Regions from separate parts of the Homo sapiens genome. Here region 1 is linked to region 2. A link is a contact called in ENCODE Hi-C data. All regions are on one chromosome and are shown on one strand. The core of a region is the stretch at or near the end of the contact, and the rest is flanking DNA. Distances in the headings are between cores, read along the strand shown. Region 1 overlaps LINC02758 (long intergenic non-protein coding RNA 2758). Region 2 holds the start of LINC02758 (long intergenic non-protein coding RNA 2758).

Region 1 (3,685 bases), core at 39-2,538, 81 kb after region 2:
ACCACATACCTGCAGTTTAACGTTGCCTTTGCTTGAATTTACTCCTGAACCAGCACACCATTCGTTCACAGATCACACCTAACACCAAGGATATAAATGTGCTGAAAGTGTTTTGCATTTGCCAAGAGTTTTATATAAGCCCTCTTGGTTCAGATCTCCTATGATCTCTCCAACTAGTCAGATGATGTAGGGATTTTCTGGACAAGATAATTTGGGGGGACTTTATATTTCTTCTAAACACTGTCTTAGACATTTGGATTTCAGGGCAGAAAGTGAACATTTGGGTTTCAGGGCAGAAAACTTAAAGGGCAGCTAAGTGTGTAAATTCATAGCTAGTAAGACATTCAGAAATCATGTCCTCAATCTTACAGGCCCAGGAGTCAGCAAACGTTACAGAAAAAAGGGCCAGATAGCAAATAATTTAGATTTTGAGAGCCATGTGGTCTCTGTGGCAATGAATTAACTCTGACATTGTAGCATAAAGGTTGCCATAGACAATGTGTAAATGAATGGGTGTATCTGTATTCCAATAAAGCTTTATTTATAAAAACAAGTGGGGGCCTGGATTTAGCCCATAGGCAGTAGATTGGTGATCCCTATTATAGGCCATACAAGTCCTACATTGTTGTGCTGACTGAAATACACATTTGATGGTGAGCAGCCCCTGTATGAACCAATATAGGGGATAAAGTTAATTACCGTTATTCTTTTATACATTTTGCAACATATAATCTTTTCTTCCAAGGATTCTCTCATCTACAATGTTTAATGAAATATCTGTAATGATAGATAGGAATTTCTTCAACAAAGTGAAAGATGTTCTAGCACTTTGCTGCTAAAAGTGTGGTTCATGGGCCAGTAGCATCCATGTCAGTCAGGAGCTAGTTAGAAATATAGAATTTCAGGACCTACCTCCCTTATCTATTGAATCAGAATTTGCATGTTAACACAATCCCTGGATGACTCATATTTGTATTAAGATTCGAGAAGCACTGTTCCAGCTCTCAGCAATGAATGCAGCCTCACAAGCAGCTTCATACTGCAATCCTAAAAGATGCAGTGCCGATTTCCAATAATTCCCTAAAACAACTGTAGATTTCTAACAACCCTCTAAAACGACTGTAGTAATAGGTTTCAAATTTTGTTAAAGAGACTGCTACTGTGAGTCTTGTTATGTGAATAACCATCCATTTACTTACCTGTTTTGCAAATGATTGATTTTCACACTGTTTCTTAAAGAGTTTGGCACATTCCTGCCTTTATACGTGGCTTTCTTAGTTTCCTTAGCCTAGAATGACCTCACACTAACTAACCTCTTTCACTGACTAAATCCCATGTATACACTGGTGCTCAACTCAAGTTCCTTTTCCTTTGACATGTTTACTCCCTTTTCCGAACTCCTACTCTTTGGTGAACTGACACTTTGCTGACCACAAGTTCTAGACTGCAATCTCTTTTGAGAGTGGAGACTTATATCTTGATTGTTCTTGAAGCCCTAAGGGCTTATAATATCTTTCCTTGAATGTGGTAGTAGCTGTGAATATTCTACATTGATTCCCGTATCACAGGAAAGGGGGTGCACTCGTACTTGTCAAATGCACAGAGGCCAAACTCTTTCTCTGAAACAACAGACACTTCACTACAACTTAACCTACATCTCAATCCCATTTAAACCTAATAGGGACTAGTAGCCGTGGTACTAAACATAACCCTAGGAGCTCTGGGGATAGCATTGCAGATTATGAGCTAAATGTAGACATAAGAGGACATAGATAGATAGTGTATGATACAGGATCCATGGAGGCTCATATTTTCCAGCACCTGATCCTGTCTATCAAATGTCATTTGGTTGAGGGTAAAGTGAAGATCTGCCACTGATACTCTGGGGTTTTCGGGTCAGGAGAAGTTGATTCCTGTAGGAAGCCTTACCTGTGTCTATTTAGTAGATTCCTTTACACTGAGTCTTTCCATGAATGAGCCAGACTTGATCTATTTATTCATCTGTTGATTGATTCTCTCTTTTTTTTTTTTTTGAGACAAGATCTCTCTCTGTCACCTCTTCTGGAATGTAGTGGCACGATCACAGTTCCCTGTAGCCTTGAACTTCTGGGCTCCAGAGATCCTCCTGCCTCAGCCTCCTGAGTAAATAGGACTACAGGTGTGTGGCTCCACACCCAGTGATTAAAAAACTTTTTTGAAAGAGATGGGGTCTCACTATGTTGCCCAGGCTGGTCTCTAACTCCTCACCTCAAGTAATTTGCCCACCTCGGCCTCCCAAAACATTGAGATTACAGGCAGGAGCCACCATGCCTGGCCCTGATTCTTGATATCTTAATCACAAACAGCACTGTGCTTAATGCTGCAAAAGTATAAAGGGCATATACAGAAGTACACAATATAATCCCTGACCTTTCAATCTGGTTGGGGAGGAAAGTGAAGGCTTGCTTCTATTGTTAAATAAGAAAATGCATGACAACTCAGTCACAGCAGTTTGTGGCAAAGTGGTCAGTACTTAGTACCAATGGATGTATGGTCAGTAAGTGGTATGGTGGTTAGTAGGAGAGCCAGAGAGATTGCTGTATGTTGGAGAGTTAGGGAAGGTTTAATTGAGGTGATGGGTTTAGGGTAGGGATGCAGCAAAGGGCACTCTTTGGACAGACTTGTAAGGAAAGGCTGGAGTTACTCAGATCTGGGACAAGATCAGCCTCCAAAAGGACCCATTCCTCCCCACCTCCCTTCTCTTCTTGTTGTCTGGTGTGCGGCCAGGAAAAATTCACTGCTTTCTGTTTCCTGGAAGCTGCATTGCACCACTGGCCAGGGTTGGTCTATTAGTCCTCCTTCCTCCTCCCCATCACCCAACAAATGCAGCCGCTTAGCAGTCTGCTGGACGGATAATGCGATGGAAAATCCCCCCCACTTTCTCATCAGAACGCAGTTCATTCACTCAGTGCCAAGTTGTCTTTCCTCTAGGCTCCCTGAGGAGGCCATGGAATAGACTGCACAGCAGCCTGGGCCTACCTGAAAGCGAAAGTGAATTCTCGCTGCAGGAAAAGAGCAAGGAGCTGCATATGCCGCATCATCTGTTCCTGCTTATTTTTTCCCTCTGCTGCAATGAGACCTGTTCTCAGCTCTGAGGGAGGCAGCAGCTAAGGTTGACTCCCATCTTTAGGAGAAAATATTTATCAACTTTAGGGTAGAATATTTTTTCAAGTTACTATACACTTACCATGCAGTCAACAGATATTTATTAGGCATTGATTTTGTGCCAAGTTCTGTGTCAGATGCTGAGGATATGACACTGAGTAAGACACAATTCCTGCTTTCTTGGGATTTTTGTATAGGCAGAAAACAGACAAATTAAGCCAGGTAATTACAATTCAGTGCTACAAGAGAGGTGTGCACAAGATTATTATGTACCACCCAGGAGGAGTATGCCTCACCCAGACTTGGGTGAGGTACAATATGAAAGGCTTCCGGATATAGTAATGTCTAAGGATTGTTTTAAGAATGATGCCTAAGCACTTGTTTTAGGAATAAGTAGGAGATGCTAGGTGGAGTCGGATGGGGAAAAAGGAAGCAGTAGAGAAATCTTTCCAAAATAAAGGGAACTGAATGAACAAAAGTCAGGAGATAAGACAGGTCAGTGCATTAAGGGAATTGATTGTAGTTTAGTGTGGCTGGAGAG
Region 2 (3,767 bases), core at 798-3,297:
TCACTCTGGATATAGGGTAGGATCATATTTGCTATCCCATTTGGACATGATCTTTTGTGAATTTTGTGCAAATTTCTTTGGCTTATATACTCAGGAACTGGAATGCTAGACTGTACACATTGTTCTTCATAGTGGATATACCAGTTTACCCTCCCTGTAGCAGATCAGTAATTCCTGATTTGCGACATTCTCAGCAACACTTTACATATCCATCATTCCAAATTTTTTCAATCTTGTGGGTATAAATTGGTATGTAATTATTGCTTTATTCAGGATTCTTCTGAGTGCTATAGAGACTGAATGCCTGTTCACTTACCTTAACTCTGAATCACATACAAATTGTGCAAGTTTAAATTTTGACCATGTAAGCATTGTGTTTTTTGTCCTCTTTTTTTGGTGGGTTCTATGGAGTTTGTCGTATACTTCAGATGTTAAATTCTTGTCAGATTTTGATATTGCAAATATCTTGTCCCAGTCTGCCACTCATCTGTTAACTTTGACAATGATGTTCATTAAACAGATATCTTTAATTTTTATGAAAATTCATTAATTTTTCTGCTCATGGCTTTTGATTTTTGAATCTTTTTAAATTAAGAAAATTTTTCTTATCGTCAAAGTACCAAAAATAATTTTCTACCTCAGTTTTTATCTTTTTATAATTTTTCCTTTCCCATTTAGGCATTTAATCCATTTGGTGTTGAATTTTGATGTATAATACGAAGTGGGAAATATAACATTTTTTATTGACATCATTATCTAAATAATTCATGCATCAGTCAGTGATCTTTGATGCCATCTCTACCATAGGGTAGGGTCTCACACAAATGAATCCGTTTCTAAGTTTTCTACCATGTTTCATTCATCTACTTGTTGACTCTGTATCACAACCACACTATTGATTACTGTGATTTATTAATTATTGTTTTATTAATGGATGTTTATTTTTTATTAAAAAATCTTAGGATAAACTTGTTGAAGTCCTCAGTGTTGTTTAGATTGGAACTACATTAAATTTATATAGTCATTTGGTTTAAAGTTAACAAGTTTACAGTGCTGTTATCTCCTCCAAGAATGAAGTATATTTCTTTGTTTATTCAAGTTTTATGGGGAGAGAGATGAGTCATTTTAAAACATTTAAAATTTTTCTCCATAAAGGTCTTGGTCACTTCTATTAGATTAATTCCTACATGTGTTTGTTTTTTCATTGCCATGTTATTTACTGGTTATCACTGATAAGACAGATGCTACTCATTTTGGGGAACTGATCTTGTCTCTGGCTACTTTGGTCAAATCTTATGAATTCTAATGGTTTACTATGGATTTTCTTGTTGTCTCCCTGCCCCTCATGGAAATGTACTATTTGTTCTGTTTTTTTCAAATAGGTCGGGCGCGGTGGCTCATGTGGTTGGGCATGGTGGCTCGCACCTGTAATCCCAGCACTTTGGGAGACAGAGGCAGGTGGATCACTTGAGGCCAGGAGTTTGAGACCAGCCTGGCCAACATGGTGAAACCCTGTCTCTACTAAAAATACAAAAATTAGCTGCCAAGCATAGTGGTGCACGCCTGTAATCCCAGCTACATGGGAGGCTAAGGCAGGAGAATCGTTTGAACAGGGGAGGCAGAGGTTGAAGTGAGCCGAGATGGTGCCACTGCACTCCAGCCTGGGCAACAGAGTGAAGCCCTGGCTCAAAAAAATAAGTAAGTAAAAATAAAAATAAATAAAAAATAGTAACAACATTGTGTCTTCCTTTCCAATATGTTTATCTTTCTCTCTCTCTTTCTCCTTCCATCTCTATCTCTGTTTCTCTCCTTCTCTCTCTCTCTTTCTTTCTCTCTCTCTCTCTCCCTCCCTCCCTCCCTGTCATCTTATTGTATTGGTCAGTACCTCTGGTATCATGTCAAACAACTGAAATGATAGCACACATCTTTTTCTTCTTCCTAACTTTAAAAAATATACATTTAAGAATTTATCATTATGGTTTTGCCCTAGGTTCTTGGTAGGCTATTATTATCCTTATTATTGTTTAAATAAAATTAATAGTTTCTTTCTATTTCTTGTTTCTACGAATTTTTTAAAAAACAAAATGTATTAATTTTATCAAGCACTTTTTCTGCATCTCTTAAAGTGACCATATGAACTGTCTTCCGTAGTGCTAATGTAGTAAATTACATTGTTTGTTTGATACTGAGCCATCCAGGAGTTTCTAAAATAAATCTTGTCATAATTTTTTAAGTATGCTATTAAATTTGGTTAGTTTTCCCAGGGGTTTTTTTTTGTATCTATTATATAAGTAAAATTGGCTTACATTTTTGTCCTTATTATGAACTTCTCTGGTTTTAATATAGGGGTGAAACTGGCTTTTAAAATGAGTTAGCTAACTTTTATTGCTTTTACATTTTCTGGAACAACATATGGTGGTTATCTGTTTTTATATTGTTTGTTACACTCACCCCATGCAACTATCCAGGCCTAAAATGTCTTAGGTAGTAGTGGGAGAATTGGTAGAGAAGGAAGTTTTTACTATCTTTTTTTTGATGATTTGGCATATTCATGGGTTCTATTTCTTTTTATGCTTATTTTGACTTTTTGTATGTTTTTCAAGAAATTTATTAATTTCATCTAGATTTTTAAAAATACAATTCAATATGGTTGTTGAGTGGTTTATAGTTTTTTCATGATGCTAAGAAAATCTCTGTTATTTTTATACTTATTTCCTCTTTCTCAATTGCTTATTTATGTTCTTCAGAAGCTCTACAAGGTCCTTCTCACTGCACTAGTTCTTGATTGGGGATATTTGTTATGCTACGATATAATCTGACCCTCCCCAGCTGTGCTTTCTGAAATACACCCCACAGCCTCTTGCTGAAGGACACTTTAACTTGGCAGGTAGGCCTTATGAGTAAGATGGTTCACACTCAGCTACTTTCCATACTGTTCACTTGATTTATGGGACAGTCATACATGTCTATTATACAGCCTTATTCACTTACTGTTACCCCCTATCATTACCACAGACTGTCTCTTTCAACATCGTGGTTGTTTTCTTTCTGTCATATTTCTTGTTTCCCAATTAATGTATTCAGAGCTATACATTTTATTCTATGTACTGCTCTAGCTACATTTCACAGATTTTTGCATATAGTACTTTCATTGAGTTCTGCTCAAATTGTTTTTAAAAATTTCTGTCAGGATTTTTCCTTTACCAAAGAATAAGTTAGTGATATTTATCTTTTATCTAAAAATCATTTGTTATTAATTTTCAATTTTATTACATCCTGGTAATTCACAGAAATATGATCTGTGTGATGTTGGTTCTAGCCATCATAACTGAGTGATTGACTCTAACATATACATTTCAGGCACCATAGCAGGGGACAAGGGGAAAGAGATCTCGGGGGATATCTGCATATGCTGCTGACTCTATTGCCCATAATGGAAGGGCATAATTAATTAGAAAGCTAGAAATCAAACTTTCTCCATGTGGAAGGATAAGAAATCTGAGGCTTACAAGAGCAGCAGGACTAGAGAATAGGAAATGAAAGGTTCATCACAATAGTCTTCTCACCATCATAATCTTTTTATTTTGGGGATAAATATTGAATATATTTTATATTCAAGACAACACAATGGGTTTTGGGGGGATTCTGGTGAAATCTGTAGTTAGGACAGTGGCAGAGACTGGCTAGGTACTCACCAAACACATTTTCTCTTCTTTCTGGGTACACTGCTAGCTTATCCTCCCAGCTCACTCTTCCTGAGGTAAGGA

Evidence for each region. A loop is a pair of places that touch in the nucleus more often than their neighbours do.
Region 1: a loop to region 2 is called in a map of PC-3, with 7 times the contacts of the local background. The contact joins the enhancer-like site here to the promoter of LINC02758 in region 2. A Hi-C loop is called at or near these places in 1 of 168 maps with a recorded cell type or tissue (PC-3).

The regions. Positions count from the first base shown.
Region 1 is chr11:28,619,028-28,622,712 of GRCh38, forward strand. The region is part of intron 4 of LINC02758 (long intergenic non-protein coding RNA 2758); the gene reads left to right. Among named protein-coding and RNA genes, the nearest start is that of LINC02758, 82 kb to the left of the region's middle. Within about 2 kb of position 1,289, at least 3 of the 41 ENCODE cell types and tissues checked have a DNase peak (open chromatin) inside an H3K27ac peak, as active enhancers do; they include PC-3, where a contact is called at or near this core.
Region 2 is chr11:28,536,900-28,540,666 of GRCh38, forward strand. It overlaps LINC02758 (long intergenic non-protein coding RNA 2758), which reads left to right and starts at 2,048. Exons shown (of 8, transcript XR_002957243.2): 1 at 2,048-2,887.